2 separate regions of the Mus musculus genome follow, and region 2 is linked to region 1. The links are chromatin loops, found by intact Hi-C in ENCODE. Cell type or tissue: heart. All regions are shown on one strand. Links, peaks and the distances in the headings refer to the core of each region. The heading gives the core; the rest is flanking DNA.

What was found. Hi-C counts contacts between places; a loop is a spot of excess contacts. Peaks named below come from ENCODE experiments on the same cell type or tissue, not always from the same donor. Only the 100,000 strongest peaks of a DNase experiment are listed, where the experiment ranks them.
Region 2: a loop joins it to region 1, with 2.3 times the contacts of the local background. A loop is called at or near these places in 7 of 42 quality-filtered maps.

What each region holds. Positions count from the first base shown.
Region 1 is chr4:135,766,851-135,772,171 of GRCm38, reverse strand. It overlaps Myom3 (myomesin family, member 3), which reads right to left. Exons shown (of 37, transcript NM_001085509.2): 6 at 1,406-1,501; 7 at 552-640. Among named protein-coding and RNA genes, the nearest start is that of Myom3, 9.8 kb to the right of the region's middle. In heart, for the core only: a CTCF peak has its summit at 3,140; a DNase peak (open chromatin) is centred at 5,001; H3K27ac peaks cover 1,118 bases.
Region 2 is chr4:135,681,157-135,686,477 of GRCm38, reverse strand. Ifnlr1 (interferon lambda receptor 1) reads right to left here and starts at 21. Exons shown (of 7, transcript NM_174851.3): 1 at 1-21. In heart, for the core only: a CTCF peak has its summit at 2,736 (motif pointing left); no DNase peak of the experiment used is centred there; H3K4me3 peaks cover 579 bases; H3K27ac peaks cover 375 bases; H3K27me3 peaks cover 1,617 bases.

The DNA.
Region 1 (5,321 bases), core at 277-5,276:
GTCTTTGCTCCTGGCTCTCCCTCTTGGAGGCCCTCGTCTGGATGGCTCCAACAAGCTATGGAGAAGGGCTGTCAAGGTCACCTGGGAGAGTTGGCTAGGTTCTTTCTGGTGGTCTGTCAGGGGGCAGTGAGGCCTGAAACCCAGTCTGTTCTGTCCTCCTCTTATAGGACAGACCCCCTTCCTGATCCATTTACATATGACACAAAAAGTTTAGTGACTGACCCATGCCTGTTATGACCCTAGGGACAGAGCTAAGTTCAAGGCTAGCGTAGGACAGAGACAGACCGTATATACTGGATGCATAATGAGTGCTGAGGGGTCGGGGAATCCCCATTTCTCCTCCTAGTGGCGCTCCACACACTCTCCGGGGACAGAGCTTCCTGCTTACACCATCAACTCACCTAGTTGGCCTTGCTAGTCTGAGAGAGGAGGCTCTCTCAGTCCAAAGGCCTCTAGGTCCCCAGTCCCAGCTCATGTGCCATCTTAGCTTCATGGCTGTCTGCTAGCCATGGGCTTGTGGGGCCTGGCCTGTTGGGGATGGAGGGACTTACTGCGGATGAGGACTTTGGCAAAGGAAGAGGCCTGGCCGTAGGCGTTCTTCACCAGCACAGTGTAGGTGGCCGAGTCCTCCACCGTGCACCTAAAAAGGAGGGAGGAACCCCACAGGATGCTAGGCTCCATGAGGAACACATCCCTTGCTGGGTGGCTCATCAAGGAACTCCTCCCCAGCCCCCCCTCCCCCACACATGGGGAAGACCCAGGATTGTGTGTCTTTGGGCTGCTCACTAGATTTCTATGAAACACTAGGGATATGACATCGGCCTATACCAGCTCAAGGGAAAGGGCTTTGAAAACATGTACCACCCTGCCTTGTTATTACCGACTGTAGAAGATCAGAGAGATGGAGCGATTCTCCCAGAGTCACATAGCTACTGAAATTCAACCCAGCGGTCTGCGCCTCTTTCCAGGCACTGCCTCCAGCCCTATTGACATCTCCATGTCAAAAACCACGAACAGATTTCTTTCCTCTGAGGCCTAGTGCCAGTCCGTGCCAATCCATGCCAGAGTCAGGCATAATGCCCAAATCTTCTGCTTCAGGCCTGAGTCTCATCACCAGCCAGAATAGCCCTGTGTGCCCCAAAAGAAGCTTGACTGGTTCCCATCCAGGGTACCCCAATGGAGTAGTGAGAGGAGGCGCCTTTTTTGCTCCATCAGCAAGCCGAGAGCCCCCCTGGTGCCCTGTGTTCCCTGGCACCTCAGGCAAGAGCTCTCTTGCTGGATCCCCAAGCTTTGCCCTGGTCCCTTAGGCCTTCTGAGGATGGCGAAACCCGGGTACTAGAGCCCAGGGTTAGCCTCAGTGGTGTCATGGGAGTGGGGGATGGGCCAGGCTCTGTCTGTGCTTTACCTCATGATCTCCAGGGTCAGCAGCCCGTAGTTGTTGGTGATACGGTACTTGCCGGCTGGAAAGAGGCGGGGATCGATCCGGATGTCGTTCTTGTACCTGTGGAGACACAGTAGCTGTGGTGAGTTGGGGGACGTACACAGACAAGGATTCCAGCCTCAGCAATGTGCTGCTCTCCATTTGGCTACACCCCTGGTGGGACTTCCACTGCCAGCCTCAGTTGTCCTCACTTGGAAAACGGGAGCACACAGGGCTGGCTCTGTACATGGGGTTACCTCTGAAGGGCTGCTATACCCCTAAGGGTAACTCTTCCTTGGTCCTGATCACTGTAGCTGCTCAAAGATCCATTCCAGTCTGCGGTAGCTGACAGAGGCACTCCCAGGGCACACCAGACACAAGGCCTTGAACTTGGACTCCTCTTTGAGGTGCCTGTACCAATGAAAGCTCCAAACCTCTCTCTATAACTCCCAGGGTGATGCTTATAATCACTGCTATTTATTTATTGAAGTTTTGAGATTGGGTCTCAGGTAGCCCAGGCTAGACTTGATTTAGAAACATAGCCAAGGATGACCACAAACCGCTAATACTCCTGCCTCCGTCTCTCAAGTGCTAGGGTCACAAGTGTGCAGCTACCAAGCCTAGTTGTTGCTGCTTCCTCTTTCTTTCCTCTTCTCCCCTTTCCCTGTCCTCCTCCATCCCCCTCCCCCCTCCTCTTCCTCAGCTCTTTCTCCATCTTCTTTGGAGATAGGGTGACAGTGTGTAGCTCACATGAGCCTTGGATTTGAGGTCCTGGGGGCTCAGCCTCTTGAATGCTGGGGTTACAGGCATGCACCTCCACATCTGGCTTTCTATCCCTAATTTTAGCTCTCAATTAGATTACCCCAGGGAACTTAAAGTTTTTTCCTCCTGGAGCTGGGGTGCAGGCTGGCGTGGGACATTTGCCTAGCACGCATAAGACCCGGGGTTGTCTGAACAACATTGGAGGCTTTTAATTATGATGTACAGAGTTGGAACACAAGCCTTGTGGGGCCTGCGTCAGAGAGCACACATTGCTCTGCCATATCAGGTCCCTCCAATCCAGTGGTTCTCAACCTGTGGGTGGAGACCCCTTTGAAAATCAAATGACCCTTTCACTGGGACTGCCTAGGACCATGGGAAAACACAGATACTTACGTTACAATTCATACAGAAACAAAGCTACAGTTATGATGAAGTAGCAATGACAATGATTTTATAGGTGGGGGTCACCAGGACATGAGGTAAAGGGTCACAGCGTTAGGGAGGTTGGGGAAACGACTGTTCTAATTCTAAAGAAACAGGATTTACCCTGGAGCCTCCCACCAGACTGCCTGTCTCCTGACCCTCTCTCTGGGAGGTGTGGTCATATGACAATGGTCAACAGCAAGTGGGCACAGGAGCCACATGACCGCTGCTGACTCACTTTCCATCAGTTTGACCTGTGGCTGTGTCACTGTGTCCTGTGGCTGTAAGAAGGCTCAGATGCTGTGGGCAGAGCTGCCAGGGGCCAGTGTTCTGTCTGGACATGCCCTGTGTCCCAGTAAACTTAGGACTACTGGGTATAGAACCTGTACACTGGTGTTGGGTGGATGGGTGCATGCGCGCGCGCGTGTGTGTGTGTGTGTCTCAGGGGTGAATTCAGAGATACCTCTTCGGGCTCTAGCACAGCCAGTTGACGTTGAAAAGGAAGGTGTCCTTCTTGCAGACAGAGGGCGCTCCAGCCTCAGGACCAGCCTTTCTTGGACCTGGGCTGTCTCTCTGGGTGCCCTATTTATCCCCATGGCCAGGGAACAGAGGCACATCCACTCTGTCCCTATTTAGGAAAGGGGCCCAGCTAAGTCTCCTGTGGGGAGGGCAGTGCTTAATCTGGGCACACATCTCTCCAGGCTCTGAGGACCAGGACCCTAGCCCAGACCTGTCAGAAACATTCCAGACTCCTCAGGCTGGGCTGCCCAGGCCCTGCCGTCCTCTCAAGGCGCAGCAGCTGCCAGGCCCTAAGCCTCATCCTGCCTGCCCCTCCAGCCAGAGAGGCCTCAGGAAAATGACTTACTATTTGCCTACATTTTCCATTGCTCTTTGAGATAGCGTCTCACTGGGTAGCCCAGATCAGTCTCAGACTTGTATCCTTCCTGCCTCAGCCTCCAGAAGCCAGGAATCACAGGCCTATGCCTCTATGGTTAATCTCCTGGGATGTATTGATATTCTATTCCTTCTATCTATCTGTCTGCCAGCCTGTCTATCTATATACTTATTATTATTTTTTTGTTGTTTTGGTTTTTTGTTTTGTTTTTGTTTTTAGTTTTGCTTTTTTTTTTTTCCCCCTTTTGGTTTTTTTCGAGACAGGATTTCTCTCTGTGTAGCCCTGGCTGTCCTGGAACTCACTCTGTAGACCAGGCTGGCCTCGAACTCAGAAATCCACCTGCCTCTGCCTTCCATGTGCTGGGTTTAAAGGCGTGCGCCACCACTTCCCGGCTCTTATTTTTGTTTTTTGTTTACAGAGTCTTACTATGTAGTCTTGTCCTAGAACCACTACCTTCTCTCTCTCTCTCTCTCTCTCTCTCTAAGATTTTTTTATTATTATACATAAGTACACTGTAGCTGTCTTCAGATGCACCAGAAAAGAGGGCCTCAGATCTCATTACGGGTGGTTGTGAGCCACCATGTGGTTGCTGGGATTTGGACCTTTAGATGAGCTATCTCACCAGACCACTTTACCTTTTTTTATTATTATTAAAGAACAAACAAACAAACAAGCTTACGTGCAGGAGGCTTGTGGGGAATTGTGTGTGATAATGCAGAACCCGAAGCAGCCAGAGACTCAGCCAGAGACTTTGACTTCTGTTAGGCTGGCGTTGCAGACAGTTGTGAGCTACCAACACCGGTGCTGGGAATTGAACTCTGGTCTTTTAGAAGAGCCTTATTCATTCATAGCCATTAAGCCATCCCTCTAGCCCTAGATTCCGATTTTAAGGGTACTTCCAGCAGTTGCTGCCCCCTCCCTTTACCTCTCCCTGGCACCTCTCTGAACACTGAGCGCCCCCCAAATACCCAGGGGGTATTCTTGGGTTTCTTCTTGTTCATGTGCAGCCCCACATATGCAGCATCCTGAGAACAGATCCATCCCCCTGCCTGCCCTACGTAGCAAGTCTGTCCTCAGCGACTGTGACTGAGTGCTCAGAGTGTTTGCCTCACTAGGGCAATGCTCTGTGATTGAGTCCTCTCAATGCTCCTGCATCTAGGAAGTGCTCAGGAGTTGCTGAATGGATGGACTCTCCTGACAAGCCTGAGCAGGAACACACCCTCAGAGACCAGACTTATGGTTCAGCTCCATAATCACCAAGCCAGGAACCTCAGGGGTCACCAGCCAGTGGGTCTGGCCTTGGCTTCTCCCATTTCAGGAATCCTTGGCTCTGTAGTGCTGGCCTTGCTGGTTGGCTCAGAAACCAGCCCCCCTCCCCCAGTATCCACCCCTGCTTCACCGACTTAGCTCAGATCTGAGTTGGAAGCAGAGCTCTTACTGGGGCCAGCCACTGGCAGGTGGCACTGCCTTGGTCTCCACAGCTCCCTTTGCCCAGCGCACTGTCCAGTGCATGACTTTGAAAGTGTGCCAGCTGGAACTGGCCAGTCTGGAGGCCAACTTCCTTCAGATGTCATTCTTGGTTGTGATCCGCCTACCTGTTTGCCATCTCCAGCTACTTAGCACTTGTGTGCTTTAAGTTAAAAACAACAACAACAAAACCCCAAACAACCACAACAACAACAAAACAAAACAAAACAACAACCCCCCTCTCCCCCACCAACCTAACCTGTTGCTGTCTTGCTGAGATCTGAATCGTGATCTACTTTGGTTATCTGGCCTTACATAAGGGCTCAAATGGGACAAAAGTGGCCGCCTGTATAA
Region 2 (5,321 bases), core at 256-5,255, 86 kb after region 1:
GCCCAGGGAGGAGGAGCCTCCGGCGGTGCCACCGGTGGGGATTCACCTAGGGCTGCCCCGCGTCGCCTGCCGTGGGTGGGGGCGGGGCTCTCAGTAACATTTTTTAAAAATCAGACAAGAAATCCAGTTCTGGGGTTCCGTTGAGGAGTAAATAGCACCTAGGGTAGAGTTCGAGGAGACTGGCAAGACTCCCGTTTTGCAGGCGGAGCGGGGGATGGCACCCAGCCTGTCTTGCGAGTTTCTTACTGAGTTTCTGCAGGAATTCCCGGCAGGCTTGTTACTCCCCGCCTACATCGCGGTAAAAGCTTGGAGGAGGCTGTCCTAAGCTGCAACGCGGTCTGTGTCGCTACTAACCAGAAAGGACATCGCTTCAGGCTTTGTTTTCTATCCTGGAGCAGGGGACACTTCATTCCACCACACAAACCATTCTAACTAGCCAAGTGGGAAACGCTGGTTTTGTAAACAGAAGGGCCGAAACCAGAAACCTGCGAAACCACGGAAGGGGAAGCGGGATCTTTCTAAATTACTCTCCTTATAGGTAGAGTCGGGACAAGGCTAGGACAACAACGTGTGTGTGTGTGTGTGTGTGTGTGTGTGTGTGTGTGTGTGTGTGTCCTTTTGTGTGTAAGGATTAAGGGTTATGGACTTCATCTTCTGCATTTTGCCTGCACGGAGTGCGAATGGGGAGTTGGGGTGGATACCACATAGGTACATTGATATCTCTATGGAATTGTTGCAGAATACATACAAGATAGAAAAAGAACAAAAGCTGGACTTTTGGAAAGCAGGCCATTAGCTCAGGTTTCTCTTGATCTCCTGGGGGATTCAATAGACAGCTTAGTTTCTGTCTGGGGACCCAACTTTAACTCGAGTTATTTTGATTTGATTTTTTTTTTAAACTCTGCTCTGTTCAGGCCCAGCACAACAAGAGGTGTCTGGGATTTTTTAAACTACATTCGAGAAGCACAAAAACACATCCTAAAATTATGAGCTTTTTAAGGTACACACCTGCAATCCCAGCCCTGGGTTGATAGAGGTTGGGGGACCAGGAGTTCAAGGTTAACCTTGGCTATGTAAGAAATCAATCATTATGATCCATTTTCAGTATAAGGTGTGTTTAGGGCTCGTCAGAGATGGTGGAGGGGCTCTAGGCCCCTTTTTCCTCTGCCTAGCAGCTGGTGTCTGCTTCTCTAGGTATTGTCAGTGTGTTCTAGGGTTGAAAGTTACAGGTAGTCTGCCCGCCTGTAAGCTCACATATCAGAAAAGGAAAGGTTTGTGTCCTGTACCATTTAGATAAGGAATTCCGGAAGGGGACAATACTAGACAGCAGGTAGATTTTAGCTCCCTGAAGAATTCAGCCAATGGGAACCAAAGAGAGCCGAGAAATGAGATTAGGGGCATAAAAACCATTTTTGTGTCACATTTGGTGCCCCAAACATGTTTGCCTTTTCTCTGGGCTGACTCTACTTTGCAAGTTCTCAACACAAACTGATTCTCTGCTGGGGCTCCAGGACCCTTATTCTGAAATGAAGACCAAACGAATTCGGAGTCCCAGGACTCTTATTTTGAAGTGAAGACCACTGCTTCTCAGCTTTATAGGGATTCAGTTGAGGCTAGCCTGATCTACTCAAGACTTTGTTTCAATTAAAACAAAAGGAGCAAAAAGCTGGATAAAGCTATGTCTTCCTAGACATCATAGAGAGAAATATCTAGACATCTCCCTCTACAGTAATGGCCATTATTTTGGAGTAAAGAGGATTTTTTTCTTTACATTTTTTTTCCCCAAGTAATGACTGTTTCTTATGAGCAGGTTAATGGTGAAGTAAACAAAAGGCTAATTATAGAGACAAGAAGCGCAGCTAATTCCTTTCTTGTTATCTACTGCACTGTGCTCAGGTTCACGGCTGTATTCAACTTACATCACTCTCACGTGCTCCCTTGCTACTCAGAAAAACAAATCTGGCTTTTGCTTGCTCTTCCACAGAAACTCAAAACACTATCCCGGAGATGAGGACTCTAAAGACAGTAGTGAACTATTTCACTCAAAAGGCAATGCTAATTTATTGATTTCTACCTATTTTTTTAATTCTCTCATATATTACATTCCCTGACAATGTTTCCATCTCCCCCTTTCCGCCCAGTCCCTCCCTTCCACCTTCCCTCTCCCCAGATCCACTCCTCCTCCATTTCCCTTCAGGAAAGAGTGGGATATCAACCAAACATGGTATATCAACTTGCAATAAGATTAGGCACATCCTCTCATGTTAAGGATGGACAAGGGTCCCAAAAGTAGGCAAAAGAGTCAGAGATAGCCCCTGCTCCCACTGTTAGGAGTTCCATGAAAACATCAAGTTAGTAATATGTATACAAAGGACATGAGTCAAATCCACGCACACTCCCTGATTGCCAGTTCAGTCTCTGTGAGCTCCTTTGAGCCCTAGATAATTGATTCTGTGTTCTCCTGGGGTCCTTCACCCCGCTGGCTCCTACAACCCCCACCCCTGTTCTGCAGGATTCCCTGAGGTCTGCCTAAGGCTTGGCTGTGGGTTTTTGCATCTGCTCCTGTCAATTGCTGGGCGAAGCCTCTCAGATGGTGATTCTGCCAGGCTCCAGTCTACAAGCAGAGCAGAGCAGTATTAGGGATCATTTAATTGACTTTTTCTTCTACCTCAGCTCTCTGGGCACCCAGCCTCTGGTTCCTGGACTCCAGGCCGTGTCAGGTGTGGGCTCCCTCTGGTGGCCTCTCAGGTTCATTAGTTGGCGAATCCCAGAATTTCTTGGACTCCTTTATCCCAGCACATCTTGCAGGCAGGAGGAATTGTAGGTCGAAGGTTTTGTGGTTGGGTTGCTGTTCCAGTCCTTCCCTTGGAAGGCCTGGCTGGTTACAGAAAATGGCCAGTTCAGGCTTCACAGCCCCTATTGCTAGGAGTCTTCACTAGGGTCACCCTCGTAGATTCCTGGCCATTCCCAGTGCACTAGGTTTCTACCTCACCCCCAAGTGTCCCCCAGTTCCAGTCATCTCTCCCAGTTCTCTCTCTCTCTCTCTCTCCCTCTCTCTTACCCCCCCCATCTCTTCTCTTCCCATTCCCACGCCCCTCCCTCCGGTCCACCTGTGAAATCTATTTCCCCTTCCCGGGGAGATTCCTGTGTCCCCTTCTTGTTACTTAGTCTCTCTGGGTGTGTGGATTGTAGCACAATCATCCTTTACAGCGAGTGTACACTTATCAGTGAGTGCATATCACAATTATCTTTCTGGGCCTGGGTTTCATCACTCAGTATGATATTTTTTTCTAGTTCCATCTATTTGCCTGAAATTTTCATGGTTCTTTTTTAAAACAGTTGAGTAATAATACTCCATTGTGTAAATGTACCACAATTTCTTCACCCATTCTTCCGTTGAGGAACATCTAGGTGATTTCCAGTTTCTGCCTGTTATGAATAAAGCTGTTTTGAACATAGTTGAGCAAGTGCCCTTGTGGTGGAATGGAGCATCCTTTGGATTTAAGCCCAGGAGTGGGATAACTGGATCTTGAGGTAGATCAAGTGCCAATTTTCTGAGAAACTGCCATATGGATTTCTAAGATGACTTTACACGTTTGCACTCCCACCAGCAATGGAGCAGTGTCCCCTTGCTTCATGTCCTTGTCAACGTGAGCTGTCACTTGTACTTTTGATCTTAGCCTTTCTGACGGGTGTAAGAAGGACCTCAAAAATCACTTTGATTTGCATTTCTCTGATGGCTAAGGACGTTGAACATTTCTTTAACTGTTTCTCGGTCACGAGAGGGTCCTTTGTTGAGAATTCTCTGTTTAGATTCACATCCTGTTTTTTCATTGGTTTGTTGATGTCTAGTTCATGAGTTCTTTATGTATTTTGGATATGAGCCCTCTGTTAAATGTGGAGTTGGTGAGAATTTTATCCCATTCTATGGCTGCCGGTTTGTCCCATGGACGGTGTCCTTTGCTTTTTCAGTCCCATGAGGACCTGTGTAAAAGTATCTTTTATTTGTCTGATGTCATTGTCATCTCCAAGGCCTCCATCTGCTAACCTAGGCCTAGTCCTGGAAGCTTCTAGTCTCCATACAATCTTATCTGGGTCTAGACTGTTTTCAGCCTCTGAGACTTGCTGCTGAACAAGCTCCCCCTTTCTAGCTCTTTCTGAACTCTGGTTGGTCAACTTAACTGTCCTGACTCAAAACTCCTCTCCATACTGGCTGATTCAGACTGGCTTCTTTCAGCCTCTGACTGAGTTGCTCTGCTTGGCCTCATACTAACTCTGGCAATGTATTCTAATCTTCTGACTCCTTCTCACTCTCTAGTCAGTTCTGTCTTCACCTGTGTCTAGTTTGTCCTCTCTCTCTCTCTCTGCAGCCTGCCTCTGTACCACTGTCCCTGTAAATCTGTCCCCTCTCCATTCTCTCTCCTAGAGCTGCTCTGTCTTCCGTAGCTTCTCTTTGCTCTCTGTTCTCGTGAGAGTTGGGCGTGTCCTATTCTGTCAAGTCTTTCTCTGATTCGTCACTCTGTCTGCCTCTCAATTAGACATTACTTTCAAACATGGGTGCTTCCTGCTTCAAACTAACTGCTTTCGTTGTTTGGGATTAAAGGTGAGGTCTAAGGGCATGTCTGTATGCCAGCCAGAGGGATTAAAGGTAGCCATGATGCTGGATTAAAATCCCTCTACAGTCCCACTTATTAACTGCTGATCCTGGGATCTTTTAATGTTCTCTCCAGGAAGTTGACTCCTGCCAATGTATTCAAGGCTTTCCCTCACTTTCTTTTTTATCGGGTTCAGTGGATCTGGTTTTATGTCAAGGTCTTTGATCTGCTTGGCACTGTGTTCTGCTTGCATGTATGCCTACGTACCACATGCATTCAGCACCTACAGACTCCAGAAGAAGGTATTGGATCCCCTGGAACTAGAGTTACAGATGGTTGTGAGCCGCCAAGTGGATGAACCCCAAGTCCTCTGTAAAAGAATCCAGTGGTCTTAGCCCCCGAGCCATCTCTCCAGCCCCAAAAGGATTTTTTTAAAAAAATTGTTTGACAGTGCTGAGGATTGAATCAAAGGCCTAAGGCATGCTATAGGCAAGCACACTGCCACCCAGGCCCCCTGGAGGTCATGTCTCACTAAGTAGCCCAGGTTAGCCCTGAACTCACTCTGTCACCCACACACTTTCATTTGCCTTGTTGTCCTGTGTCAGCACCTCACATAGCCTTTTCCTTTAAAAGCCTCTGCTCTCTAATCATGTTTTTAAATTTTAATTAGAAAAAATTAAATCTGTATACAAAGTAGCGGGTCCTATTTTCCCATGAGAAAGGTCA